Regions from separate parts of the Mus musculus genome. Here region 2 is linked to region 1. A link is a loop called in an ENCODE intact Hi-C map of the cell type or tissue named here. Cell type or tissue: gastrocnemius. All regions are shown on one strand. Each heading gives the region's core, and the rest is flanking DNA. Links, peaks and the distances in the headings are about the cores only.

What was found. A loop is a pair of places that touch in the nucleus more often than their neighbours do. Peaks named below come from ENCODE experiments on the same cell type or tissue, not always from the same donor. Only the 100,000 strongest peaks of a DNase experiment are listed, where the experiment ranks them.
Region 2: it touches region 1 in a loop (2.0-fold over the local background); 2 of 42 quality-filtered maps call a loop at or near these places.

What each region holds. Positions count from the first base shown.
Region 1 is chr8:126,987,131-127,002,656 of GRCm38, forward strand. No RefSeq gene overlaps it. Among named protein-coding and RNA genes, the nearest start is that of Gm29688, 15 kb to the left of the region's middle. In gastrocnemius, for the core only: no CTCF peak of the experiment used is centred there; a DNase peak (open chromatin) is centred at 7,640.
Region 2 is chr8:127,030,563-127,046,088 of GRCm38, forward strand. It overlaps the pseudogene Gm5358. Among named protein-coding and RNA genes, the nearest start is that of Pard3, 26 kb to the right of the region's middle. In gastrocnemius, for the core only: no CTCF peak of the experiment used is centred there; DNase peaks (open chromatin) are centred at 8,600 and 9,041.

The DNA.
Region 1 (15,526 bases), core at 3,886-11,885:
TTCTCTGTGTGTGTGTATACACTAGTGCCATGTGGTCCCGTATTTAAAGCATACCCATACACAGGACTCTGTCCTTCCTAGGCATGGCTCTGACATGAAGTGCGCTCTAGACCATTTGATTTTCATGTGGAGAAGTTGTTTTAAGTTAACAGGCTGGCAAGATAGCTCAGTTGGGTAAGAGCACTGACTGCTCTTCCAAAGGTCCTGAGTTCAAATTCCAGCAACCACATGGTGGCTCACAACCATCTCAATGGAGTCTGATGCCCTTTTCTGGTGCTCTGAAGACAGCTACAGTGTACTTATTTATAATAATAATAATATATAATTATATTATATTTAATATAGTAATAAATAAGTGAGCAGGGACTGAGCGAGCGGGGTTGACCGGAGTGAGCAGAGGTCCTAAATTCAATTCCCCATAACCACATGAAGGCTCACAGCCACAGTGTATTCATAAACATAAAAAATAAGTAGGGCTGGCGATATGGCTCAGTGATTAAGAGCACTGACTGCTCTTCCAAAGGACCTGAGTTCAAGTCCCAGCAATCACATGGTGGTTCACAACTAACTGTAATGAGATCTGATGCCCTCTTCTGGGGTTACTGAAGATAGCTACAGTGTACTTACAGTGTTATAGCAGCCGGCAGCAGCTGGAATCACAAACTTCAACATGGTTTCTGATAGCAGGCTGGATCATGAACAACAAGAGTCTGAGGTACAGACCATCGACATCAACATAGCCTGAGGCATCAGCGCGGATCTCAGAATTCGGTCTTGCCTTTGGCAGCAGCACTGACCACGAAAGTCTTTCAAAGAGACTTAGTCCAGAAAATGAACATACTTCATCTTGATTATCTCGTTGTTCAGAGTCAGGGTGATCGTGCAGTTGGGCAGAGTGTCAGGGGCAGGACCTCCGAGAGAGAGCTCTAGGCTGCTTGCTGTACACCACTCAGCCCTTGGCACTGTCAACCCAGGCATAGCCAACAGGCTTGCAGTCCGCGGGCACAGCGCTGTGGCCGCTCTCCTCCCAGCACAGGGCAAGCAACAAGAATAGGGGCAGCAGCAGAGGCTCCACGATGCTTTGGTCTCGTAGTGGTACTGGCTTCGCAGGCGACCGAACCAGGTAAGCCTGCGGTGGCCTGTCTCCAGCAGCCCGAGAAGTCGCCGGACTCGTCAACGACACGCTCCTTTTCGAGAAAATTTTAGTCAAGCCTTAAAGATATAAGTTGAGAATTACAAAAGTGGCCTATGTGGCTAATGCTAAGGTGCTGAGTCTCTTTGAGACCCTCAGCCATGCTCCCAGCGAGTTTCTCAGCGACCTCCAACTCTGCTTCATACCGTCTATACTGAAATCATCTCTATCAAAATCACGGGTCTGTAGACAGCAGTTCCGAGTTGAGCCTGTACGGGGCACCACTGATAGCGAGCGGCGTTAGAGCCATATTTATCACAGTGTCTTTATCTGTCAGGTTTCTTAAAATGTTATTTTGTTAATAGACAAAGGTTATTAAATATTAATTTACCCCTGTCTCCTGTATTCATTCTTCCCCCGCCAAGCACTCCGTTTGTCTCTGCAAAAGGTTTTTGCTCAGGAAAATCTACTAAAAGAGATTTCCATGATGCTGACTGACAGGGCAAGAGGAGCGGGCAGGCAGCCAGAAGTGCCAACTAGTCTGAGCTGTGGCCGCTCCATGAGAGATCACAGCTGGGACCCAGCAGAGGAAGGGAACAGCAGTACCACTGGGGGTCCCTCTACTGCTCCTTACCAGGGTGTCCAGGGTTGACGTTCCTGTACCTGTGGACTACTCACTCTGCGAACCCGGATAAAGCATGCTGAGGAATGGGGCAGACAGCATGCTGAGAGAAAGAGGACCCAGAACCGCAGGAAGCCTAGGTCTTCCTAGACAGCTGTGAAGTCTGCTCAGCTGTGTCTCGCAACACCAGCCAGTCAGCCAGGCCTGGGCTACCCACACTCAGCTTGATCCCTCGGCCTATCCTCCTAGGATGTTGCTCTTGTCCAGCTGCTGGCTGTAAATAAGGTGTGGCACAAAAATCACTTTCCCAGATTGGAGATATGTGTGTGTAGCCAATGCTTGGATGAAGTTTGTTCTCCTCCATAGTGGCTTTGCCAAGATTTTTTGCAGGTTACACTTTTTTTTTTAACGATTTATTTATTTATTTTATATAAATGAGTACACTATCACTATTATTTATTTTATATATATGAGTATACTATCACTGTCTTCAGACACACCAGAAGAAGGCATCAGATCCCATTAAAGGTGGTTGTGAGCCACCATGTGGTTGCTGGGAATTGAACTCAGGACCTCTGGAAGAACAATCAGTGCTCTTAACTGCTGAGCTATCTCTCCAGCCCAGCAGGTTACACTTGTAAACTCAGTAAGATCAGATTTTTTTTTTCCAACCAGCAGAGGGTGTAGCTCCTAAAAGTATTGAGCTGGATGCTTAGAAGGAGGGTGGCAAGGAACAGTAACAATAGTAAATTTCAGCACCAGAAAAATAGAGCACTAAAATCAACAGCAAACAAGAGGGGCTGGCGAGATGGCTCAGCAGGTAAGCTCTTCCGAAGATCCTGGGTCCAAATCCCAGCAACCGCATGGTGGCTCACAACCATCTGTAATAAGATCTGATGCCCTCTTCTGGTGTGTCTGAAAAAAGCTACAGTGTACTTATGTATAAGAATAAATAAATCTTAAAAAAAAGAAAAGAAAAGAAAAAGAGAAGTGTGGAAAAATCAAAAATTTGTAAAGAGGGCTGGAGAGGTGGCTGTGTTAGGAGCACTAGCTGCTCTTCCAGAGGATCAGGATTTGATTCCCTGCACCCCGATGGCAACACACAACTGTTTGTAACACTATTCTCAGGGGATCTGGCACCCTCTTCTGACCTCCAAGGGCACCAGGCACACATGAGATGCACAGACATACATGCACATAAAACACAAAGCACGCATACACATAAAATAATAAAATAAATAAATATTTTAAAATAATTAAACACATTGATAAATTAGGGTATGCTTTTTAATAATTACATATATTAATAAATTAGTATAATTTAATGAAAATCATAAGAGAAAAAAGGAGGGATCGGAATTAAGGCACACAGTGAAAGAACATGGGTGAGAGTGTCATCCTGTCAGCCGGGGGCAGAGTGTTGGTTTAGTAAAGTAGTCATAGGTTCTCCTCCAAGATCCATTACTCACTTGCACTGAGTAGTTTGCTAGTGTCCAGCAGCAGGTAGAGTTTCTCTCTTGTTGAGGGGAGGTCTTAAGTCCAACTAGAGAGCTGTTGGTTGCTATCGAGGTGTGCGTGCCACTACTGCACCTTTTATGCCATTTCTACACCCTTAGAGTTACCATACCATGCAGGTCACCATGGTTCATTAGCACCGTAGCTGGGTAGGAATATTGGTTGCTTCTCTCCTTTGGAATCTTGGTAACTTTTTTTTTTTTTAGATTTATTTATTCATGTATGTGAGTACACTATCACTGTTGCTGTCTTCAGACACACCAGCAGAGGGCATCAGATCCCATTACAGATGGTTGTGAGCCACCATGTGGTTGCTGGGAACTGAACTCAGGACCTCTGAAAGAGCAGTAAGTGCTCTTAACCGCTGAGCCAGCCCCTCTTGGAAACTTCTGATACCATGGAAGTTAGTCCCCTGCCTCTGAAGTGCCTGGTGTCTACAGCAATAGGGACTTACACTCTACCACTGGGGAGCAACCAAGGACAATAGAAATAGGCTTTACTGTTTGGGGGAGTCTCTTGGACAACTCCAATGAGGCCTTCCCACGCCTGGTGTGGGGTTTTTGCTAGATAGTCTTTGGCTCTCAGAAAGGGTGTTGTAGGCACAGATGAGGAAATTTCATTTAAACCATATACATAGCTGGGCAGTGGTGGCGCACGCCTTTAATCCCAGCACTTGGGAGGCAGAGGCAGGCAGATTTCTGAGTTTGAGGCCAGCCTGGTCTACAGAGTGAGTTCCGGGACAGCCAGGGCTACACAGAGAAACCCTGTCTCGAAAATCCAAACAATAACAACAACAACCACCCATATCCATATAAGGACTTATGTGCATTGTAGGGTTTTGTTTGTTTGTTTTAGGCAGAGAGCTGAGAGTATGAGTCCTTATAACTTTCCCTTACATTATTGAACCCTCCCCTCTTCTGTATTTGTCTCCCTCACCCCTCCTTAATTGGACATCTATGCTTCCCATCCCCCTCTTTAAATCACGTGTACCCTCTCAGTCCCCTCTAACTGCTCTCTGCCATGGTTCTCTTCATTTTCTTGTTTCTGCAGGTACTCCAGGGTATATACTCACATCTGTAGACTTGGAGCTGGAATCTCAGGTGAGAGCGAACATCCAATGCTTGGTTTTCTGAATCAGGGTTTCCTCACTCAATTTGTTTGTTTGTTTGTTTGTTTGTTTTTCTAGTTCCATCCATTTGCTTGCAAAGTTCATGACTGCATTTGTCTTTACAGCTCAGTCAGTGGTATTTTGCAAAGTCTATTGTCAACCGAAGGACTTTGAAGTTGTTTCCGTTTCTTAGCTATTGTGACTGATAGGTTACTTCTCCACCAGTGAAATGAGCCAATTCCAGTCAGGTTAGAGTATATTAAAGGCAGGTTTATTGGGAAGCCACTCTTGGGCAGGTTCACTGTCCCCAAGGAAGGAGGCCAGGGAAGTAGCCATGGGGAGAGGGGGCAGGGACGGGGAGGAGAAGAGTGAGAGCGACAGACCAACAGACCCCGAGGTATCTGGATTATATAGGGAAGAGCCTCTGGGGGAAGGGCAGCTAAAGTTCAAGGTTGGGGGCAGGGTGTGCCAGATAGGGACCAAGGGATGCTGAGAGAACCTGGGGGTCAGGTCTGTTTTGATATGTAAACTATGAATCTCTCAGTCCCTTGTCCTGGGGTCCGAAACCAACCAGTGACTCGATCGGGAATGAGCATAGCTGAGTGTGGCGCTATTTTCTGCTTCTTCCCTTGGGATGTCCAGGCCCGATGCACACTGGGCAGGAAAAGACCGGTCTGCAGGATCCCGGTCCACCAGTGAATGCCCAGGGGAGCTCTCCTCCGAAGATTTCAGTGTTGCAGCTCTTTTAGAGGACATTTACTGATAAAGCTTTCTTAGAAAGTATTCAAAACAGCGTGTGCGCACAAACTTTGTTCCCGGTGAATTATGGGAACTATATATATGAACTTTGGAGAGGGGGAAGGGGTTCTTCTTAGTGTTAAATTTAATTGGCTGAGGTTTATGAGGATAGCTCATTTGCATGGAGATTGTTGGGGCTTCTTGTGTGTGTGTGTGTCTTAGTCAGGATTTCTATTCCTGCACAAACATCATGACCAAGAAGCAAGTTGGGGAGGAAAGGGTTTATTCGGCTTACACTTCCACATTGCTGTTCATCACCAAAGGAAGTCAGGACTGGAACTCAAACAGGTCAGGAAGCAGGAGCTGATGCAGAGGCCATGGAGGGAGGTTCTTTACTGGCTTGCTCCCCCTGGCTTGCTCGTCCTGCTCTCTTATAGAACCCAAGACTACCAGCCCAGAGATGGTCCCACCCACAAGTGGCCTTTCCCCCTCGATCACTAATTGAGAAAATGCCTTACAGTTGGATCTCATGGAGGCATTTCCTCAACTGAAGCGCCTTTCTCTGTGATAACTCCAGCTGTGTCAAGTTGACACAAAACTAGCCAGTGATGGGGATTTTGATTGCGGTTGCATTGGAGTTGCAAATAGCTTTTGGTGGACTGGTCAACTTCATAATATTAGTTCTACCAACTCATGGGCTTGGGTTGTTGTTAGCATTCTGTCTAAGCTCCACCCCACAGTTACCTGGTAACAGCCAGGTAGGCCTGACCCACTATAAAAGGGGCTGCTTACCCCCTCCTCCTCTCTTGCTCTTCTCTTGCTCTCTCCCTGCTTCGCTTCCCCCTTCTCTCCCCATTCCCTCCCCACCTCTCTCCACATGATTATGGCCAGCCTCTACTCCTCTACTTCTTCTCCCTCTCCCTTTCTCTCTCTGCCTTTCCCTGCCTCTTTCCCTGTTGACTCCTGCCTCTATTACCCTGTTGACTCCCCTCCCCATGTCCTGAATAAACTCTATTCTATACTATACCATCGTGTGGCTGGTCCCTCAGGAGGAAGGGATGCCTCAGCCAGCAGAGGCACCCCCTTTTCCCATACCTCACTATACCTCCATAGAACATATCCCCCCTCTTTATCTTTTTATGAACACAACAGTTGTCTTTTCACTTTCTAGTGTCTTCTCATCTCTTCCTACCATAAAGTTCTCTTCCTACCATAAAGTTCCTGCTTGCTTACCTTTATTCCTAGATATTTTATTTTCTAACAGGCTATTATAATATAATATTTTCAGAAATTGTGAGAAGAAATAAAAAAAAACCTGAGATACTTCCAGGAAAAAAAAATTCTTTGGAAAAGACAGACACATGTACAATAACAGAAGGAAGATGGATACAGAGACTGAGGTTTGTTGTGTGGAACAGTGGGAAATTCAGTGTCCTGGTGAGTTCAGTGACAGCAGGGACCACAGCTCTAGGCATTATGTTTGCTTCCTTCCCTGCTCTCTCTGCCTTGACGTTTCCACTCTTCAACCCTGCCTGGCAGGACATATGTTGTTATCCATCACATGACTGTTAATGTCTTTTAAAGAGAAGCAATGAGGGGCTGGAGAGATGGCTCAGTGGTTAAGAGCCCCAACTGCTCTTCCGAAGGTCCTGAGTTCAAATCCCAACAACCACATGGTGGCTCACAACCATCTGTAATGAGATCTGATGCCCTCTTCTGGTGCATCTGAAGACAGCTACAGTGTACTTAGATATAATAATAAATAAATCTTTAAAATAAATAAATAAAGAGGAGCAATGAGGGTCAGGAGAGAAGCAAGGTGCATGACTTCAATTTCTGCACTCTATGCTAGGCCTAACCTTAGGACATTGCTCACTGAGCACTGTCCTTGTGCTGTCTGGTTTTGTGTCAATTTGACACCATCAGAGAGGAGGGAGCCTCAATTGAGAAAATGCCTCTATAAGATCAGGCTGTAGGCAAACCTGTGGGGAATTTCCTTAACTAATGATATATGTGGGAGGGTCCAGCCCATTGTGGGTGGGGTCACCCCTGGGCTACTGGTTCTGGGTTCTACAAGAAAGTAAGCCATGTGGAGCAATATAAACCAGTAAGCAGCATCTCTCCATGGTCTCTGTATCAGCTCCTGCCTCCAGGTTCCTGCCCTGCTTGAGTTCCTGCCCCCATTCCTTTTGATGAAGAACTGTTATATGGAACTGTAAGTGAAATAAACCCTTTCTCCCCAAGTAGCTTTTGGTCATGGTGTTTCATCACAGCATCAGTGAACCTAACTAAGACAGTCCTATTGCTAACAAAACTATACTCAAGTCCTGAGGAGGCACAAGTCACCAAGGGTACTCCAGTCTCTAAGCTAAAAGCATTAGTCCCAGTGACTGTGGCTGCTCTCCAGATGGGGAGTGGAGAGGGAAGCAGAGTTAGAGATTCCCTGTAGGCAGGCAGACAGAGAGAGGGGTCATGACTAGGTAATAAAGATGGCAAGCTTCCAAGATGGCTGCCTTTTCCCCACTGAGACTGGTGTCTGGCAGCTTAAAACAAAGGTCTGGCAGGCTTTTCTCCCACCAGTGGGGCCCACCTGCTCATGGACCAACCAGAGGTGTCCACAGCAGAATCAGGAGTTGTTTTACACCACGCTGAAGGCCAATCAGCCCTCCTTTGTTCAAACTCACTTGCCCCCATTTAAGAGAAGATCTTTGAAAGACTTCAAAACAACAACAACAACAAACCACCACCAACAAAGATACAGCCCCGGAGAAGAGATAGGATCTTGGGGCTCCTGAGCCGTCCTCCCTTTTGCAGAGGGTCTTTCTGTTTTTGTGCCTGCTTTGTGTGTGTGTGTGTTCTTAGCCCCAGTTAAACCCTCTTTTCACCATCTAATCCTGTTTGCCGTGTTTGGTATTTTCCCCTTGGTAAATGTCACACTGTTTTTCCCTGTCTTTTGATTCTCTTATTGGCTAGATCCAGAAATGCTCACACGTGACAGCTCATGGATGATTTGTCTAGGAGCACAGGATGGGGGGCATGAAAACTGGCCACAAAGAAATGGAGAGGCCTAGCTCAAGCACCGGAAATAGCAAAGGGGTGAGAACATGAAATATGTTTTGAGCACCCAAGTTACAGGATTACTCTGGGGGGAGGGATGTATGTATTGGGCCATATGAATAATTCACCCTGTCCCTTCTGTCACCCGTTCTGATACTTTTAATGACATCTTGTAATTTTATAAGGCAAAAATGCGTGATGCTAAATGAGGAGGAAATAAAAAGGTAGATTTGTAGTCTGCTGCCAAGACACCAGCAGGATGTAATGAGCATCCGTGTCAGCATCCTTTGGTACAGAGAGCGTGGTCTGCAGCTGGTGAGTTCCTTTCTGATACAGATTGTGGGAGCCTCCCCAGTCTGAAGACCCACTGAGGCAGAAATAAAAATATAGGGACATCCTCTGACTCTCTTTAGAAACAGCCTGGCCAGTGGTTGATGGCGCCTTAGATGAAGACAGCAGGAGATTCACTTGCCCAGAGAAGGTCAAAGACCTCCTGTGATAAGGAAAAAAATCCAGTGCAGTGACCTGCAGAGAACAGCTGGGAGCCAGAGAGTTAAAGGCAACATGATATACCTGGATATGTAATAGGAGAATGGCAGGAAAAATGATCCTCTTAAAGAGAGATGCGCTTATAGACCTCAGGGTCTCTCACTTGATGTAGCTGCTCCCACACCTGCTAAGCCTATCTCACTCAGAGAGCATTCATTTTCTATTATTCTTTTTTTCTCCTCCTCCTCCTCCTCCTCCTCCTCCTCCTCCTCCTCCTCCTCCTCTTCTTCTTCTTCTTCTTCTTATTCTTATTCTTATTCTATCCTATTACTTACTTTTATATATGTGAGTACACTGTCACTCTCTTCAAACACACCAGAAGAGGGCATCAGATCCCATTACAGATGGTTGTGAGCCAACACGTGGTTGCTGGGAATTGAACTCAGGACCTCTGGAAGAGAAGCCAGTGCTCATCTCTCCAGCCCTTCTATTACTCTTTCTGCATGTCCCTTTGATCCCAGGAAACACCCAAGACCACTGTCTCAGCACTTCTAACATTGTTCTAACTAAGTTTGTAGAAATGAAGAAACTGTGAAGACATATTCTCTGTTGACCACGGAGCCAGTGAACCCTGGTGAATTGGAATTTCCTCAGGAATTGCCTGCTAGCTGAAGGAAAAGGCTAGAGCCTGGTGCCAGACTGAGGGGACTGTGTCTCTTGAATGGTCTCACACAGTTCTCACAACTTGTCAGACTGCTTTGTAAGAGAGACTGGAGCCATAAATGATGGGTCAGTGGGTGATGAATGAGATAACACCATGGCTGGGACTCCTTAGCTGAACACACCTGTTACCCTCTATTTACCCTGAACTCTCATCTTGAGACCTAGCTAAGAGACTTACGAGTCACTGAATCTCTTTGTTCTTGTCGGTGTGGCCATGTTAAATACTTCTCCTTTTCCTGCTGCTTTTTTTTTTTTAAAGATTTATTTATTATTATATGTAAGTACACTGTAGCTGTCTTCAGACACACCAGAAGAGGGAGTCAGATCTTGTTATGGATGGTTGTGAGCCAACATGTGGTTGCTGGGATTTGAACTCAGGACCTTCGGAAGAGCAGTCTGGTGCTCTTACCCACTGAGCCATCTCACCAGCCCTTCCTGCTGCTTTTATAGGCTGTTGTACTGGACGGTTTTGTGTGTCAACTTGACACAAGATGGAGTCATCAGAGAAGAAGGAGCCTTTGTTGAGGAAATGCCTATGTGAGATCCAGATGTAAGGCATTTTCTTAATTAGTGATCAATGGAGGAGGGCACAGCTCATGGTGGGTGGTACCATCCCTGGCCTGGTGGTTCTAGGTTCTATAAGAAAGCAGGCTGAACAGGCCATGGGAAGCAAGCCAGTAAGCAGCATCCCTCCATGGCCTCTGCACCAGCTCCTGCTTCCAGATTCTTGCCCTGCTTGAGTTCCTATTCTGACTTCCTTTGGTGAAGAACAGTCATGTGGAAGTGTAAGCCGAATAAACCCCCTTCTCCCCAACTTGCTTTTTGGTCATGGTGTTTTGTTGCAGTAGTAGAAACCCTAAGGCAACCCTGGTTGTTATGACAGCAACACATCTGTTAGCTTTCAAAAATGAGCTATTTATTGTTACTGTTGCTGTTGGTTGCTTGAGCTTGTAGCCAGCATCTTGGAGGTGTCTGTGAAACCAGCTGCCTTGCTGTCTTTGCATCCTGGCCTGTGCAGTGCCCAGAAGGGCACTCACCATCAATCATGGATGTGGCCACTCCATGACTTCCACGATGGCATGGCTTCTGATGGCATTCTGACTCTGGTGCCTCTGTACTCACTCTTACCTCCTGTCTCTACCGCTGCTTTGTTACAAGTTAACCGAGGCAAGAAAAGATAACCCAAGGCAAGCCTCTTATTAAGTCTCTTACTGCACCACCAACAGAGCAGCTTAGAAAGGTCTACCTCAGTAGGCACACCTAGAAAGCTGACCAGCAAACGGTTATAGCCAGAGAGAAGCTGTAACAAAAACAGCAAACCTTTCAAATGTGTTAATGTCTTTGTTTGCACTAATGGGGGGCATTCTGACCTGGTGCTGATACTGGCATAGAGAAGCTGGAATATCCGCAGTAGCTCTCCATGAGTGTCAGTGTCTGTTTGTTCTTATCATGGTGTTGCCCACTCTGCACTAATCTGTTGCTGGGAAACCGGGTGAGGTGCTCTCCTTGTTCTACATGGAAATTGGTTGCAAGGTCACCTAGCGTTAACAAGGATTTAAAAAAAAGTCTTGGACAAATAAATTGAAATAACCCCAATTGCTTTGCTTGTATTTAAATAGTTAGAAATAGTTAGAAATGGCTTGCAGGAGTAACTCCCTGTAGTTTTGTCTTTTTTAAATACCAAGAAGCATATTGTTTAATTAATTTTATATCTCAACTAATTATGCTACAGGACAGATTGCATACTAATTAAATTAAGAAACATCAGTACTATCTAGGAGGATGACCCTAGCTAAGACTCCTAGCAATGGGGGGATATGGAACATGAAACGGCCACCTCCTGTAACCAGGCAAGGCTTCCAATGGAGGAAGGGGGACACCAACCCAGACACATAACCATTGACCTACAACTTTTCCTGCCTACAAGATGTACAAAGATAAAGTTGAAACAGAAAGTGAGGGGAATGGCCAATCAATGACTTTGAGACCCATGCCATACAAGAGAGCCCACCACTGACACTATTCATAATATTCTGCTATACTTGCACACAGGTGGCTGGCTAGAATAACTATCATCTGAGAGAGGCTTCACCCAGCAGTTGATGGAAACAGATGCAGAGACCCACAGCCAAATATTAGGCAGAACTTGGGGAATCTTGTGGAAGAGTCGGGGGAAGGATCGAAGGAGCCAGAGAGGCCAAGGACACTACAAGAAAACTTACAGAATCAACTAACCTGGGCCCAGAGGGGTTCACTGTGATGGAACTACCAATTAGAGAGCATGCATGAGACAGACCTAGGCCCCTACACATATGTAACAGATGTACAGCTTCATCTTCATGTTAGACTCTTTGCAGCAGGAACCAGGTCTGTCTCTTACTCTGCTGTCTGGCTTTGGATCCCTTTTTCTTAACTGGGCTGCCCTGTCTAGTCTCAATAGAAGAAGATGCATCTAGTCCTACTGCAACTTGATATGCTAAGGGGAGTTGATATCCATGGGAGGCCTCCCCTTCTCTGAGGAGAAAGGGAAGGAGGAAGGTAAGAGAGAGGGACTGGGAAGAGGAGGGAGGGGAATCTGTAACGGAGATTCAAAGTAAACTAATTAATGAAAAAAAGAAACCAGTACTTAAGGCATAGAACATCATGAATGTTGTTACTAGAGATTGATATCTTTTGTAATAATTTAGATAAGCAGAGTATACATATATGCATGTAATATATGTATTATATACACATAACATATAAAGGCCATATATATGTATATGTATGTATGTGTATACACATGCCTTCACTTGGTATACACACCAATACCTTCATTTGTAACCTCATTAAGACCAAGATTAGTATTATTGTATCACTTAGAAACATACTAAGTGGATCTAATTACAAACATATTTAAGGAATACAATGTGAGAGAACTCTTCAGTTGCATGCCTGCTGGAGATGAGCATCATCCAGCACTGTCAAAATCTTCATGAACGTAATCTTAGATGACGAGCCCCTTAGATGACAAGCCCGTCCGTGTCCTCCTAGGAGTGAGTCAAAAGCACCTGGATGCTGCCCTGATCTTTTTAACCTAAATGGAGACTTTGTGATGTGTTTTTCTTCCTTGTTTTGTTTTGTTTTGTTTTGTTTTGTTTTGAGACAGGGTTTCTCTGTATAGCCCTGGCTGTCCTGGAACTCACTTTGTAGACCAGGCTGGCCTCGAATTCACAAATTCACATGCCTCTGCCTCCGGAGTGCTGGAATTAAAGGCATGTGCCACCGCCACACGACTCTTTTTTCTTTTACTTAATAAAATCATTTACTTTTTTTTCCTTAATACTTTGAAGAAGACTCTGTGGCTAATTTTGAATTTTAGTTGTAGTTAGTTAAAAGTTCTTTACAATGCTATATATTGCTTTTTATTTAAATAGATCAAATTTTATGAACAGATTTAAATATTTGTCCATCAAAATGAGCTTTATAATTATTATGTAAATGAGTTTTATAATTACTAAATAATTTAGTAGGAATAATCTAAATAGGCATAATTCCCTAAACAGATTATTTTAAATGACTAAAGCATTGACTAGCTATCCACAACGCTATGACTAATAAGAAAATCCTATAAAATTAAAATGTAACCGCAGGTTTTAAAAGTCCATTTAGTAGGTGGGAGGGGATAGAGAGTTTGTGGAGGGGAAACTGGGAAGGGGGAATAACATTTGAAATGTAAATAAATAAAATAACCAATAAAAATGTCCATTTAGTGAAAGGATAAAACAAAGTTTTTGTTGTTTTAAGTTGTTTTCCCTCTTATTTTGGAGATTATAATTGCATTATTATACCTTTCCATTTTTCCCTTGAAGACTCATGCTCTTTTTCAAATTCATGATCTTTTAAAATTAATTATCATTATATAACATATATGTATATACATATATATCCATAAATATCACCCCCTCTGTTGTATAATGTTATTTGTATGTATGTTTCCAAGGATAACAGCAATCATGTTGGTGAGACTTTATAGTCGTAGCTTCTGACATTGCTAGGAGACACAAACAATCTCACAGCAAACTTTCCTGTTCTTCTGGCTCTTTTTTGTTTGTTTGTTTGTTTAAGTTTTTAAGATAGGGTTTCTCTGTATAGCCCTGGCTATCCTGGAACTCACTCTGTAGACCAGGCTGGCCTTGAACTCAGAAATCTGCCTGCCTCTGCCTCCCAAGTACTGGGATTAAAGGCGTGTGCCACCACTGCCCAGCACAATAATGAATTTTTAAGAAGAGAGAACTAGTATGGCCCAGCTTGTTTAAAAAAAGTTTTGTCCTGGGCATAAATCCAGAAGATGTTCCAACCGGTAAGAAGGACACATGCTCCACTATGTTCATAGCAGCCTTATTTATAATAGCCAGAAGCTGAAAAGAATCCAGATGCCCCTCAACAGAGGAATGGATACAGAAAATGTGGTACATTTATACAATGGAGTACTACTCAGCTATTAAAAAGAATGAATTTATGAAATTCCTAGGCAAATGGGTGGACCTGGAGGGCATCATCCTGAGTGAGGTAGCCCAATCACAAAAAACTCACATGATATGTACTCACCGATAAGTGGATATTAGCCCAGAAACTTAGAATACCCAGGATACAAGATACAATTTGCAAAACACATGAAACTCAAGAAGAATGAAGACCAAAGTGTGAAAACTTCCCCCTTTCTTAGAATTGGGAACAAAACACCCATGGAAGGAGTTACAGAGACAAAGTTTGGAGACGAAAGGATGGACCATCTAGAGACTGCCATACCTGGGATCCATCCCATAATCAACCTCCAAACGCTGACACCATTGCATACACTAGCAAGATTTTGCTGAAAGGACCCAGATATAGCTGTCTCTGTGAGGCTACACCAGGGTCTAGCAAACACAGAAGTGGATGTTCACAGTCATCTATTGGATGGATCACAGGGCCCCCAGTGGAGGAGCTAGAGAAAGTACACAAGGAGCTAAAGGGGTCTGCAACCCTATAGGTGGAACAACAATATGAACTAACCAGTACCCCCCAGAGCTCGTGTCTCTAGCTGCATATGTATCAGAAGATGACCTAGTTGGCCATCATTGGAAAGAGAGGCCCATTGGTCTTGCAAACTTTAGATGCTTCAGTACAGGGAAATGCCAGGGCCAAGAAGTGGGAGTGGGGGGGGGGTAATGGAGGACTTTTGGGATAGCATTGGAAATGTAAATGAAGAAAATACCTAATAAAAAATTAGCTTCGTAGACAGAAAAAAAAAGTTTTGACATAGCCACAGATGAAAACAACCAAAACCATATAAAAATAATTATCATAGACACCCATGACACAATTATATGACATTAAGTATACCCAGTTTAGAAAAAAAAAAAAAAAGGTAAAAAGTATATACTTCCATCTCTGAAATGTGAAAAGGCTTAGAGTAAGGTTAAAGATCAAAAGATGCAATTTGTCTCATAGATACCATCTCCTCTGTCTGTGTCTGTCTCTCTGTCTGTCTGTCTCTGTCTTTGTCTCTGTCTCTCTCTCTGGCTATACAGCTGAGGGGAAGTAGTTTTTTTTTTTCCCCATTGTGTCTCAGGTAGCTTTCTAGGAGGTAAGAGACTGGCTTAGGAGGTATGGGAAATCAGGTTTTATGATGCTTGCTGTTTCCTAGGTAAGCCATGTGCTGTGACATTATGACCCAGGAGCAGAATATAGATGAGTCTAGAAAATATCTATTTCTGGTGTTGGTGGCACTCAGACATTAGTGGGTCTCTGTTCAGAAAAGAAGAAGTAAAGGAACACAGAAGCCATGTTTAACAAGGTGGACCAGCCAAATGATGACAGGGAAACTCATGAATAAGATGAGTAAATTTCTAGGAGCACAGGCATAGCTTCATGTGGTCGTCTTTGACAGCCTGAGGACTTCCCCGGAGCGTTAGGGGTCCTGACTCAGACCAAACTGAGATTTTGGGCTTTAGGCCAAGAGATTTCAGTATTAGTTTGTTTAGTAAAGAAATAAAGGTATGAGGCTGGAGAGATGGCTCAGTGATCAAGAGCACTGACTGCTCTTCCAGAGGTTCTGGGTTCAATTCCTAGCAAGCACATGGTGGCTCACAACCACCTGTAATGGGATTCAATGCCC
Region 2 (15,526 bases), core at 4,603-12,602, 44 kb after region 1:
TGACAACCAACAATAACAATCATGTACACCTTTTGGAAAATTCTAGATTTTTCTAACCTGAGCCTCACATTGATCTTTGTTGAAATGACCTCTTTATTCCTATCTTTAGGTTATGTGGGGCTTGGTTTGGTGTTGTTTCTAGGTGTTTTTGTTTATTTGGTTTGTTCTTTGTGACAAAGTCTCAGTATGTGTCCCAGACTGGCCTGGAATCCATGTCCTTCTGCCTTAGCTTCCCCAGCTCTGAGATTTCAGGCAAATATCACCACAGCTGACTTATTCTGTTTCTGTGTCTGCCTCTTTGACCCACATTTGTTCCTGTCACCTCACCCATTAGTCTTTGCAGAATGGCCGTGACATTAACTTGGGAAGTCTGTTTCCTAGACTCATTACCCGCAGATTCTTTCAGTAATTCCTTTGTTTAGTGAACATGTGTTGAGGATTCACGATGGGCTGAGTGCTATTGCGGCAGGATGATTCAGCAAGCCAAAGATTTAGGAAGAACTTGGATGAGACTCAAGCAGTGGAGGGGATGGCAGCTTTAACTACTCGGGTCCAACACTTCTGAGGGACATCCTCACGAGGAGTTGCAGACGGGTCTAATATCTTGTGGAAGAGCACACTAGGAAATAGAACATGCGCAGAGGCCCTAGAGAGCATGCGCAGAGGCCTTAGAGTGTAAGTATAATAAGGAAAAAAGGCGTAGAGTGAGGGTCAAAGGTCAAACATTAGGGTTAAGTGACACACTTAAAGCCATGGGGCTACTTCAGAAACTCTGACTTATATATGAACAAAGAGTGTCCTTTAAACACAAACAAACAAAAAAAGAGGAGCAACATTAATTTGAGGGTTATGAGTTTAATAATGTATGCCTTCCAATACAGGGGGAAAAACCAAGCAATACACATACTTAGAAAAATATTTACCTATATTTAGAGGAAAAACAAGAAATAAAAGCACATCTTATTACATTAACCTATTTTATAAGAGTAAATTATTATCATCTCGTGTGGGGGAGTGATTTACCTAAATAGCTAAATTAATCAGGCCATCTGCTGCATTCAGTGGGGTTTGTGTCAAGTCCAAGTGACTGTCCCCGAGGCCTGGGCACCAGGTGGCACTTGATTGAGCATCGAAGATCTTTTCAGAGGGATCTAAGGTGTCTCCTATGGGAGTACCACTCAATGCTTCCTTTTATCTCCCTCAGCAAGAGAAGCGTCTGTTCTCTTTCAACAAGCGCACAACCTCTGTCAAGTCTGTTTCCTGGGTATTGCATATTGTATATTGTGATTTCCCCCCCCTAAGACTTTGTTATTGTTTCTTTGTTTGGTTGTTTCTTTTTGGATGAGGAAATTGTTTGTTTTTAGATGATAAAGTCAGAGACAGCATACACTGGGCTGTCCCAACTACCCCGAGATCACGGTGTAGATAACAATTGCACAAATCCCAAGACTGATTACATGTTCTTTCTACCCTCACCACCTTACTGAAAGAGAAACAGGAGATTCTAAATTTCCACACTGAGTGACATGCTCTGACCCAAACCAAACCCCACTCATTTTTCTAATGTTTCCCCAAGAAATATAAGAACTACAACCACACTGACCTGAAGCAAGTATGGTCCTTAAGAACCGGAAACCAGCCGGGTGTGGTGGCACACACCTTTAATCCCAGCACTCAGGAGGCAGAGGCAGGCAGATTTCTGAGTTCGAGGCCAGCCTGGTCTACAAAGTGAGTTCCAGGACAGCTAGGGCTACACAAAGAAACCCTGTCTCGAAAAACAAAAAAAAAACAAAAAAAAAAAACAAAAAACCGGAAACCGGGAAAAATGCAAACTCAGCAGCATGCCTTTGGTTTTTCTCAGTGTGCTCTGCAGTCTGGCACACTTTATTGTTGAAGTGTTGTTGCTGCTTATGGTAAACATGCATCCTAAGGGTAACAAAAACATAGAAAATCAACTATTCACAATGCCCACGTGACTTCTGTTGAGTCACTGTGGGGACAAGGTCACCAGGTACCTCTTCCACTGCCAGTCTATCACTTGGTAACTTTTATTTGATTGCTTTTTTTTTTTTCCCTTTCCCTTCTCTGTCTTGCTCCGGCCCCTGCTCGCTCAGGTGTTTGTGAGCCACCATGTGGCTGCTGGGATTTGAACTCGTGACCTCCGAAAGAGCAGTCAGTGCTCTTAACCGCTGAGCCATCTCAACAGTCCCAATTGTTAATTCTTTTAGACAGGTTTTCACTCTGTGCTTAACTCCTGGCTAGTCTGGAACTTGCTATGTAGACCACACTGACTTGCTGAAATCTATCTGCCTCTGTCCTGAGTGCTGAGATTAAAAGTGCTTTTGTTTTTTAATTTTCTTTTGAACAGCAGGGTTTCATAAACCCCAAGCTCCTATGTAGCTGAGGAGGGCCTTGAACTCCTCATCTTCCTGCCTCGCCCCTGCCAAGTGCTGCCTTTGTTTGTCCTGAGATTCTTGCTCTCCAGTCCAGATTGGTTTCCCACTCTGGATCCCTCTGCTTCAGCTTTCTAAGTATGAGCACTGGGTATGGGGCCAATCATATAAAGTAGGCTTTAAGTGCACTCAGAGAGCGGTTGGTTACTCCCATAATAAATAGGCCATTATTTTTCTCATAGCTATATCTTCCTAGGCAAGTGGTTATTGTAGCTCAATGATTCACTTCTGGGTAACACTGGTGGTTTTCTCTCCTAGTCCTGTGCATGGAACCTTCAAGGCCCATGGAAGGTAATCCATGGGATTGAAGCCTCCAGATCACCATCTAAACCAGTACTAATTTCTCCACATCCTGTAACTCAGATATGTGATATTTTCAACAACAGGGCCTTTTGTTGTTAGTAGTTATTAGCTGATTTTGTTTTGGAAACAGGGTCTCACTATGTGACCCTAGCTTGCTTGGAGCAGGTTGGCTTTGAACTCAGAGATCTGCCTACCTTTGCTTCCTCAGTGCTAGGGCTAAATGTGTATACCACCACACCTGGCAGAAATAGAGTCTTATAATCTGGAGGGTAGCTAAGAGCAATCACAAAGTCCTGTAGTGTTTGGAAGTGGGTACCTGGGGTCCTGTTGACCAACAATTCAAAAAGAAGTCACCTATACCTGGCACTGGGCTTTTTATTTGATAGCCAATGGTATTTGGGAGAGAGGTAGTATCCCTTTATTATACAGTAACACCAATAACACTCCTTTTATACTAATATATATAGTAGGAAGCCTCTACCGTAGTTAAGTTTCCATATGACATTTTCAAAGGTTTTTGATGTTAGCCATCTCTAACCCTTTCTGTTCCATTAACCCTGTTTTCCTCTTCTTCTAATCACCCACATTCCAACCTCTGAAATCCACTTCCACAGCCCATTTCTGGTTTCCTGTCTTCTTTGGGTACTCCAACTTAAAGATACCTGTTAAAGATTCAAAGCTATCATTGTTGTAAGAGAGAGAGAGAGAGAGAGAGAGAGAGAGAGAGAACATGAAGTATTTGCCTTTCCGGGTCTGAGTTACGTCACTCAAAATGGTTTGCAATCCCACCCCTTACTTTCAAAGGTCATTCATTTCATTTTTTCTTTACAACTATTGTTTTTAACATTTCCTTGTATCCCCTTGCAGTTTCAAATGCCCCACCCCCACCAGGAAGCTCTTTCTTCCTTTCTCTCTTTCTTTCTTTCTTTAAGATTTTATTTAAGCATATGGGTACACTGTAATGTCTTCAGACACACCAGAAGAGGGCATCGGATCTCATTACAGATGGTTGTGTTGGGAATTGAACACAGGACCTCTGGAAGAGCAGCCAGTGCTCTTAACCTCTGAGCCATCTCTCCAGCCCACCAAGAGGCGCTTTATCAACATACAAACTTCTCTCCTTTTCTCCAGAGCTCAGGAAACTTTTCCCTATGTGGGTTTTTTTTGTTTGTTTGTTTGTTTTGTTTTGTTTTGTTGGTTTTTTTTTTTTTTTTGGTTAGGCAGACACTTTAGGTCCTGTCAGGACAGGGCTTACACCTCATCTGTTTTCATTTAGTTCCTGACTATCACAGAATCACAGACCTTGTGACTCTGAGCTGAACACAATAGTCAGGATTCTGGATATGGTGGGTTTGAATTATGTTTGGCCCATAGGGAGTGGTACTGTTAGGAAGTGTGGCCTTGTTAGAGGAAGTGTGTCACTGTGGGGGTGAGCTTTGAGACCCCACTCCTAGGCACATGAGGGCCAAACTTCTCCAGTTAGCCTTCGGAATAAGATGTAGAACTTTCAGCTCTTCCAGTACCATGTCTGCCTGCACACTGCCATGCTCCTGCCTTGATGATAATGGACTGAACTTCTGACCCTGTAAGCCAGTCCCAATTAAATGTTGTCCTTATAAGAGTTGCCTTGGTCATGATGTCTGTTCACAGCACTGGACAACTGAACCATCCAAGGAGAATGAATTTAAACTTGATGAAGGTTCTTTCTCACTATGAACTCATAATTTTTCTTGAGAATCAAAACTTCACCTCTTGGATGTCCAAGGCTATGTCATTCCAGTCACGGCACAGCCCCATTGTTCACTTAGTTCACTTCCCTCTGTGGGTCCCATTCTCTTCCTTTTCAGAGTCAAGTTTTCTAAAGGATCCTCAACTAGATTTTGCAATTGTTATAAATTTGTCGGATGGATTTCCCCGCCCCCCTTGTTCCTTAAGGCTTCAGCAGTCTGCATATAACAATTGAAAAATGACTTTCAAAGCGCCTTCAGCCCCTGTTTAAAGCAATAACATCTTTTACACTAGAAGATGAGGATGACTTATCTCTGCTCCTTAAAATAACTCATCTTAACAGGAGCAACGCACTTGCCGTTTGACAGTCATACAAAATGTCTTGCTAATTATAACCCTTCACTTTATCAGAAGGAAAGAACAGCTTTACATTTGAAAAGAATGGACTGGATTTTTTTTCAACCTAGCAGGTTAATAGATTTTATTATTTCACTTTCTCCTTGCCATTCATAATTAAGCCAAAAAAGATAATAATTTCACTTTCTCCTTGCCATTCATAATTAAGCTAAAAAAGAAATAGTCAAGATTTGCCTGTGATCTCAGTGTGGCAAGACGATGAGTTCAAGGCCATCCTCAACTGCACAGCAAGTTCAGTCTATCTTGGAACACAAGAGACCCTGTCTCAAAGACACGAAACAAAACAAAAATGAGTAACAGCACTAAAAGAATACAGTCGAGTACCAGTCAAACCCAACTCTCGAGAAAGCTTTGCTGAGCCCGTAAATTAGAAGGAGGCATGGGACACTAAACCTCGGAAGCAGGATTGTGAGATGAATGCCAGAACTCCTGGCGACACATTCCATTAAGATTTTCAGATTACTTGATTTTGAGCCTGAGTATAAAGGAGTGTGTTTCTTCTTCTTTTATTAAATTCTGAAGGATGGAAGGAGAGAAAGAATAGCTTTCGGAGGATGGAGATGAGACAGGGGGGAGCCAACCGATTACAGACAGCCTGTTTGGAGTAACTGCTGAGGGCTGGAGAGATGACTCAGTAGTTAAAGGAACTGCTGGGCTAAGGCTCAGCTCAGTTGGTGGAGCATTTTCCTAGCATGCAGAAAGCCTTGTGTTCCATCCCTAACACCACACAAAACCGTGTGTGATAGTGCATACGGCATGCACTTGGAAGATTGAGTCAGGAACACCAAAAGTTCAAGGTCCTTCTCAGGCTCCAAAGAGAGTTTGAGGCTAGCCTGGGCTACTTAAGACCCTATCTCAAAACAGAAAAAATAAAAGGAACTGCTAGGAAATGTCCAAATGTCTTCCTTATTGCCTACTCTTTTCTGTCACTCTGTCTTCTTTCTCATATTTAAACTCTGAGTTCTGAAGGGAGATTTAGAAGCTGTTTGGAAATATATTAAGTCAGACAACACCAGATGACAAATAGCAAATTAATTCGGAGCTAAAGACACAGAAATTTTTTTTTTATTAGAGGAGCAGGGTGGGGAGGAGGAGTCGAGGGTGAGGGTCATTAAAGTTATTTTGTGGATTAGACCAACCCAGGAGTTGCCTGAGCTCTTAGGAGAAATTATTTTAATGCTTTCATTAATTCTCCAGTTCATCTTATTGGTTCCATGGGCATCAAAGATATTTTCTCTGTAGCAAATATTTGCACGGGAGTGCTGTGTCAACAGCGAGAGGCTCTGGATTCCAACAAATAGTCAGATGCGTCTTGGGACTTGTAAAAGCTCTTAAGGCAGGGCCTGCCACACCCTGGAGAAGGCCCTTTGTAGCTCTTCAAACAAGCCTCATGGGTGCTTTCTGCTGTGAAGATACAGGATACAGGTTGAGGGATGTGGCTCAGAGGCAGAGCACTCCCTTAGCAATGGTGAGGAAGCCTGGATTCCACTGGTGAAAAGGGGAGAGGGATATTTTGGGGGACACGATAGAAATAACTTCAGGTCGTAATAGATATGGGCCATAGGTAATTACCCAGAGCTGGAGCCGAGTCCTGGCCATTGTTACTAGAATGTTACCACCTCTCTACTGTAGAAACCTCTGAGGTCTTATGTCTTCATCCTAGTTTGGTCTCTTATAAGGATTCCTGAGACTCTGGGATCAAGTACAAACTAGATCTACTAAACTTGAACCAGGGCAAGGAAACTAGATATAAAGAGTGTATCACATGCAGTGATGTGAAATCTGGGATCAGGGCAGTATGCACCGTGGGGCCCATTGACACATCAATCCAGTCTTCTCTCAGACAGAGCCAGAAGTGCTGGCTAGGCCTTTGCTCCAACCCCAACCCTGAGACTGACAAATCTGCATTGTTCTGGTTAGAGGGAGAATCACTGAGCTCTTGGGACTGTTTATGCCCATTTTCATTGCTGTCTGTCTCCCCAAGAGCTTTGTGAGGAGTTAGTTGCCTCTGAGGTCAGAATCTGAGCTTCATATACTGCAGGTCTAAGTCCTCACAGAATTTGGAGTGTGGGTGTGGTTGTGGGTGCACTACACGTGCATTCATATGGAGCCTGGGACTCGTGTCTGGAATCCTTTTCAATTGCTCTCCACCTTATTCTTTTAAACAAGTTCTCTCATTAAACCTGACCAGTGAGTCCAGTGATCCTCCTGCATCTACCTCTGCAGAACCAGAACTGCAGATTCACGACGTCATGCTCAGCTCTGATGTGGGTGCTGGGGATCAAATTCTTATCCCTGTCTCAAATGGCAAGGACTTTAACAACTAAGCCATCTTTCCCAGGCGTGGATATTTTAAAGTCCATTAAAGATTTGGATTCTAGTGCTTCCGGACTTACTGACATCAATGTAACTGACATCACCACGGGGCTTAAATGAGTTCATATAAATATGTGTATATACAAACATACATACACACATATATGAATACTTGGCACTATGTTTGTCTCATAGTGAGGATTAAATATATTTAACAACCATGCTTCAGTGTCTTAGAGTTTCTATTGCTGGGATAAAACATCATGACCAAAAGCCTCTTGGGGAGGAAAGGATTTTCTTCATTTATACTTATATATCACAGACCATCACTGAAGGAAGTTGGGGCAGGATCTTAGGCAGGGGAGGAACCTGGAGGCAGGAGCTGATGCAGAGGCCATGGAGGAATGCTGCTTCCTGGCTTGCTCCTCGTGGCTTGCTCAGTCTGTTCTCTTTCACCATTCAGGACAACTGGCTAAGGGTGGCACCATCCTCTGTGGCATGGATCTACCCACATCAATCACTGACCAGGAAAGCACATCACAGGCTTTCACACAGGCCAATCTGGTGAGGGCATTTTCTCAGGTGCCCTTCCAAAATGAGTAACCACACAGTCAACATCAATATTATTTGGGATAAAACTTGAAACTTCTTATAGTATATTTTATCACTCAATTAAGGACCACCTACCCAGGAGTGGCAACCACCCACAGTGGATTAGGCATAATCACCCTACAAATTTGTCGCTGGATGAAGGCATTTTCCCAGTTAGAGTTCCCCTTCCTGGGTAACTCCAGCTTTTGTTAAATTGACAAAAATATGTCAGAGAAGCATGATGTAAAATAAGGACAAAGCCAACAGTCAACAGTACCAAATAATTATGCTACTGTCGTCTTACACATAAGAGACTTAAACAGGAAGAGAACATCCTAAATGCTACCTAAAAATAAAGATATAGGCATACAGCGACTGTGGCTTTTTCTTACTAGATTGAGCACATTTCACACGAATCATACTTTGATGATGGCCAGCATTCTCATTTAGAAGTTTGCTTTTTCAGCTGACTGGGATTGTCACGGGCACCCTGGTGGCAGAAAGTGACAAGCTGTTCCTCATCTAAGGCATTCCAATTAACACAGAAAGAAAACCTGAGATTTTTTTCACATGCCCCTTCTGCGAGTCTGACCATCTCAGCGTGCTTTGAGGAAACCCTGAGAAGACAGCCTGCTCTGCAGCTTGTTTTTAAAACAAGCCTCTTGCTCACCCAGGCTGGGAGGACTCTGTTTAAAGCATGCAACACTGTGAATCACAGTTTCAAAGGAAAATGACAGATGCAGCTCTCAGCCAAGCAATTTGTAAGGCTGGATGGCTGACAGATCCAGGAAATAGCAGGAAAACAACCAAAACACAATACCAGAGCCAAGGGCCTTGATGTAGCCCAAAGTAACTGAAACTCATCAGAGCGGATAAGATGGAGTGAACGATGCCAAGGAACAGAACCCAGAGGTGGAACTGCTTTGATGAATCAAGTAACCTTGGATGACAAGTGACTCTGAGGCTCTGAGAGGATTCAGGACGCACCTTGTGGCAGTTTGAATTGAGAAACATTCTCCATTGGCTTAGGTACTTGAACATTTAGTCCCCAGCTGGTATCTGTCTCAGGATTTCTATTGTGTTGATGAATCATCATGGGAAAAAAAAAAGCAAGCATCTTGGGGGAGGAAAGGGTTTATTTCAGCTTATAGTTCCACATCACAGTCCATCACCAAAGAAAGGCAGGGCGGGGACTCAAAGCAGGAACCCGGAGGCAGGAGCTGATGCATGCATGGGCTGTGGAGGGGTGCTGCTCATTGGCTTGCTCGCCATGGCGTGCTCAGCCTGCTTTCTTTTACACCCAGGACCATCTGCGCGGGCATGGTACCACCCAAAATGAGCTGGGTCCTCTTACATCAATCATTAATTAAGAAGATGTCCTACAGACTTGTGTAAACCCTGATCATAAGGAGGCATTTCTTCAGAGTTCCTTCCTGTACAACACAACTCTTTTTTTTTTTTTTTTTTGCCTTTAAAAGAGGAGGCTTTATTGTTAATTATTTATCATAACAGTCTCAGAAAGAAGAACATATTAGCTCAGTCTAACATGATTTGCAGTTGGCAAAATCTAGTGAAGCAAGTGTTCTGATTGCTAAGGATTTAATCTGGGTGCTTTTAATACTTAGCCATCTAATACTTCTAACACAATCCAAAATAATACATCAGCCCCCCCTTTTCGCTTTAATACCACACCTACCTCCCTTCAATACAGAAATATCTTCATTAAATATGATTCCCAGAGGACAGGTTCCCTGGAGCATATAGCCATGAGGGTAGTGCACAAAAAGAAAACTGAAAATAAAACTCTGTATGATGATTTACTAATCTAAGGAAACAAACCCTTCCAATATATTAAGAAATAAATCCACTTACAAACTGGAGGCTCTGTGTGGAGGCTCTGGCAGTGTAACTGAGAACAGCCAGCTATTTACAAGAGACACAAGCAGGAAGAGCGCCCCTAGCCCAGCAAGAGCCTCTGAAGCCAAAAGTGATCTCTCTGCTGTAGGCCACATACAAGAATCCATCTTCATGTTTTTCCTTCTCATAAAGCTGTCCTCTAGTTAGGCTGGACTGTGGGACTGTCTTGTCCACAAACAGGAAGATGACCTCCTCAGAAGGAAGCTGGATTCTTTCTCTGATGATCCACATGAACTGAGCCACAGTGATGTCGGATGGGACCAAGTACTTCCTTTTGCCAATGTCAACAATCTGAGAGCCAAAGACTTTTTCCACGATCACCGGAACCTGGTCGATGTACTTCATTCTGAATCTTCGCGGGATTCCACGTATCTGTGTTCCAGCGAGCGGTCCTCCTTAAACATTCACTTCATGGTGGAGGGAGCCCGCTCTTTGAGCCACGGGTTTCAGCGACCACAACAACCGAGGAGGCAGAGGCAGGAGGCAGAGGCAGAGGCAGGAGGCAGAGGCAGGAGGCAGAGGCAGGAGGCAGAGGCAGGAGGCAGAGGCAGGAGGCAGAGGCAGCAATGACTACTCCCCAACAACTCTTTTTTTTTTTTTTTTTTTTTTTTTTTTTGAGACAGGGTTTCTCTGTAGCCCCGGCTGTCCTGGAACTCATTTTGTAGACCAGGCTGGCCTCGAACTCAGAAATCCGTCTGTCTCTGCCTCCCAAGTGCTAGGATTAAAGGTGTGCGCCACCATGCCTGGTTCCCCAACAACTCTTTCTTGTGTCATATTGATATAAAAACTGTCCAACGAAGTGATGTTGCCCAGGTTGGTTGTGAGACTTTTAGAGGGTGTGGTTTTGCTGGAAGAAGTATTTCACTGGTGTCGGGTATTAAACATTTGCTGTCTAGTCCCATGTGATAGTTTGAATGAGAAGGACCCCCATAGGCCCATAGATTTGGATATTTGATCATCAGGGAGGGGCACTATTTGAAAGGATTGGGAGATGTGGACTTGTTGGAGGAAGTGTGTCACTGGAATGGGGGTGGGGTGGCATGGGCAAGGGGCCGGGCTTTGAGACTTCAAAAAGCCCATTCCAAGACCAGAGTGTCTTCCTTTGGATCAGGGTGTACTTGTCAGCTGCTGCTCCACTGTCTGCCCATCATGTTTCCTGCCATGATGATAATGGACTAAAACTCTGAAACTGTAAGCCAGCCCCAATTAAATGCTTTCTTTTATAAGAGATGCCATGGTCATAGCGTCTCTTCACAGTCACAGAACACTGACCGAAACACCCAATGTCCTCTTCATTTAGAGTTTTAGAGTTTTAGAGTTGAGGATGTGAGCTCTCAACTTCTTTCTCTGGCCACATGCTGCCATGGCTCTCTGTCAGGACAGACTCTCCTTTCTCTGGAACCACAAGTGAAGACAACAGCAGCAACAAAACTATTTCTTCCATAATCTACTTTGCTCAGGGCTGTTTATTACAACAACAGAAAAGTAGTTAATAAAGGACCAAAGAAGCAGGCACCAAAAACTCTTTGAAGATTACACAAAGGCAAGTTATTTTTCAGTAACACAACCCTAGTAGTAGTAGTAGTAGTAGTAGTAGTAGTAGTAGTAGTAGTAGTAGTAGTAGTAGTTGTTGTTGTTGTTGTTGTTGTTGTTTAAGTCCTTGTGGTTCCTCTCCCACATTTCATGATCCCTTACTTTTCTTTTATAAAAAAATTTAGACAAGGTTTCACATGGCCCAGGATGGCCTTGAACTCACCGAGTAGGCAAATGTGACCTTCAACTCCTGATTTTCCTGTGGTCACATCCATAGTGCTAGAATTTCAAGCATCCGCCCATCACTCCTGCTTTGTGTGGTACCAGGGATTGAATCCAGAGCTTTGTGATGCCAGGCAAGTCCTCTACCAATGGAGCTGCATCTTCATTCCTTATGATCTTTTTCTCGTTACTTGTATAGAAACAACTGGTGCTAACTGAGCCTCTTCCTTCCGGAGGTCTTCCCATTGGAGCTCTGCTCCTCACAGGTCGGGGTTACATACATCTGTTCTACCCACTGAGGTATACACAGCACCTACAAGGTTACAGTACCCATCAGATGCTCGTTTAATGTCTGGTGTGTGAACAGTTAAACAAACATGTGCACGCTTGAGCTTTGTCACAGGTTCTGTGGGCTTGCAGATTCGTTTACTCCTCATCACAATCCCACGAGGAAGGTGTTTATCACTGTGTCCGTCTTACACTTGAGCAAACCCGTGTGCCAACAAAGTGAATTCATTGGTCAAGGGTGTATGAATGGGTGTATATGGCTGAGCTCACAAACCCAAGCAATCTGGCTCTCAAGTCCACTTCTGACTCAGTTCTTCATAAGAATTAGCCTTTAACATTGTATATGCCTTTGCAGGTTTTTTCTTAGTCAATTTCTTTTTCCTTCTTTCTTTCTTTCTTTCTTTCTTTCTTTCTTTCTTTCTTTCTTTCTTTCTTTCTTTCTTTCTTTCTAAAGATTTATTTATTTATTATATATGAGTACACCTTAGCTGTCTTTAGACATACCAGAAGAGGGTATCAGAGCTCATTACAGATGGTTGTGAGCCACCATGTGGTTGCTGGGATTTGAACTAAGGACCTCTGTAAGAGCAGTCAGTGCTCTTAACCACTGAGCCATCTCTCCAGCCCCCTTGCCTTTAATTTCTTATAGCACTTTTCTAATAGGTCAAAGTATTTTCTGCAGAAGCCTAAATGCAAAAGAAAGCCGCGGCTTTATTTTATTCTGGCATTTATTTCTGCACAGGGTTCTAAGTAAACCAGGGTAGCTTGAGCCTCTTGATCCTCCTGCCTCAGACTCCTGAATGCTAGGATTTCAGGAGCAAACAATCTTGCATCATTTTATTTTTCTCTCTTTATTCATTTAGTTTTAAACATCATAATTTTTTTCTTGCTTTTTTTTTTGTTGTTGTTGATTTTCATAACAGGGTCTTATTATGTAGCTCTGGCTGTCCTGAAGCTCACTCTGTAGACCAGGCTGACCCCGAATTCCCAGAGTGCTGAGACACCACCACCCAGCTAAACATCATAAGTTTTTAAATTTAGATTTATTTACTTTATGTTTAGTGTTTTGCCTGCATGTAAGTCTGTGCATTGCCATGTGCCTGGTACCTGCATAAACCAGAAGAAGGTGTCAAATTTTCTGGAATTGGAGTTACAGGCAGTTGTGAGCCACCATGTGGGTGCTTGGACCTGAAGCTGGGTTCTCTTCAAGGGCAGCCAGTGCTCTTAACTGCTGAGTCATCTCTCCAGCCCTACCGTGCTCCTTTAAAAATACTCACTAAGCAATCCACCCACAAAACTTTCGACCCAAAATTTGTCCTCCTGTCTACAAGAAATGCAGGGACAAAAGTGGAGCAGAGACTGAGGGAATGACCAACAAATAACTGGCCAAACTTAAGACCTATCCCATCTCAGTTTTTAGGGACTATTTCCCAGTGTCTGCACAGAATGGCAGAGCAACAGGGCCTTTCCAAAGGTAGTCAGTAGTCTCCAACCCACAAGAGAACGTATCTAATTGTGACCAGTCTCCTCCTGTGACACCCACTGATTTTCCATCTTCTCTTTCTACCTGTGTATCTACCTATGTATGTATGTATGTATGAAGTATCTATGTATCTATCTACATATGTATGTATATGTATGTATGTATGTAGTATCTATATATATATCTATCTACATATGTATGTATGTATATATGTATATGTAGCATCTATGTATCCATTTATTTCTATCTATCTCTTATGTTATTTTTTGAGACAGGGTTTCTCTGTATAACCCTGGGTGTCCTGGAATTCTCTCTGTAAACCAAGCTAGCCTCAAACTTAAGATATCTTCCTGCCTCTGCCACCCGAGTGTTGGAATTTAAGGGTGTGGACTATCACACCTGGCCTGGATCTGATTTTTTTTTTAAACATTAGAAATTGCACAAATTGGAGTCTATAGGATATCAAATTAAAAAAAAAATTAAGAGGAAGCTGGGGTGTTGTGGTCGGGGTATCTAGGAAGAGTTAAGGGAGAGGGGGAATATGATCAAAATACATTGAGTGAAATTCTCAAAGAATTAATATACTTTTAATTTAAACAAATTAAATACCTTACTTGCCAGCAAGATAGCCCAGAAAGGAAAGGTGATTGCCATCATGTCTAACAATTTGTATTTGATCTCTTGACACATGTAGTGGACAATGAGTGCCAGTCCCCACAAGTTGTCCTTTGATGTCCATACATGTGCAATGGCAAACACATACACACACATGTCCTCTATTCAAATATGTGCAAATGTATTATATATATGCATGTGAGTACATAGCATATATGCATATGTATATAAAACAGGAAATACCTCCAAATATATATTTTATGTAACAATTTTCTCCAAAATAAAACCATGCATCCTAGAAGTAAGATCCTTAAGACACAGGATACTCTAAAGAAAGGTAGAACAGGTAAGTTTTGTCAAAAGCTTCAGTCAGGGAGTCTCTGAAAGTGATAAGATTTACTAAGCTCTCCACCCCTAAGCTTATATCAGCAGTGAGGACTGTTTAGACAAGCTGAGCTGCCTGAAAGAGTCTCAAGCCAGCCCAGCCACCTGGAAGAGACAGAGACAGCTGAGCTGCCTGGGTGACTCGAAGACTAGGAAGAGTCTCTCAGACCAACTGAGCTACCTGGAAAGGACACTCTCTACCCTGTTTAGCTGCCTATAGACTGTGTGAAGTACTATTCCACACAGTCATTTTTAGCATTCATGAACTGTCACCCGTGCTGGGGTGGGTTTTGGTGATACAGCTGGCTCCGAGTCACTGCTGCTCCTGTAAGTAACCTTCCATCACATTGCTGCAAGTGACCCTAATGGAACTCTTGGCCCAGCAAGTCGAACTTTGGTGCTATCTGTGTTTTGTTCTGTTGTTGGGTCCACATTTGGGCGAGTGGATGTTTGTTCACACTTCCAAGTATTAGTGTTACACAGCTATATACAACCTCAATAATAAGTGTTCTACACTGTCACAATCCACAAGCTCCAAGCTGGCTGAAGTCAACCAGCAAAGTTCTAAAAGGAGACTCCCCCTCCCCCTCCCCCGCCCCCGAAGCAGTACCATGATAACAGCGCGTTTAATTTTTCAAAAATGCTTATGGAAGTGAATCTATATTTAAGAGACATTATACTTTGAAGAGCGAGTACAGATTGAGGACACTTAATACCACTCACAAAGGTCATGATTGTGAAAGACAAGAAATGTTGAATTCCACTCTATACAGGCTCATGCTCTATATAGGTCAAAACAAATTTAATTTACCACCCTGTGTATATTACTTTATATAATATAAGCTGTTTTCCTTTAATAGTCCCAGGTGAGAACACTGTCTGCCACCAGACACAGACTCTGAGAGGAGAGGCCCTTCCTTCCCTTTCTCTCCTCAAAGGAAAACATGTCTGTGTGTCTTCAGTACTTCTGAAGCAACGTGGAAGTATTTCCACTATAGCAGCCAGTTCTTCAATTCCCCCGGGCATAAACGCATGTCTCAGAACTAATTTCCATTGCATCATCACTCTTTCTCCCTGGAGTAAGCACAGACCCTACAGCCCCACAAGATTGCCCCTGCGTCAGACCCCAGTCTTCATCAGTGTGTTCTAACTGACTGGCTGCAAAGCAGGGGGTGCTATGCCCTTCCCTCATGGTTAACTCAGAACAACACTTATCCTTTTTGGTTTTGGGGAAGGTATGTCAAAGGAACCAGAGAATGGCAAATGAGTAGATACA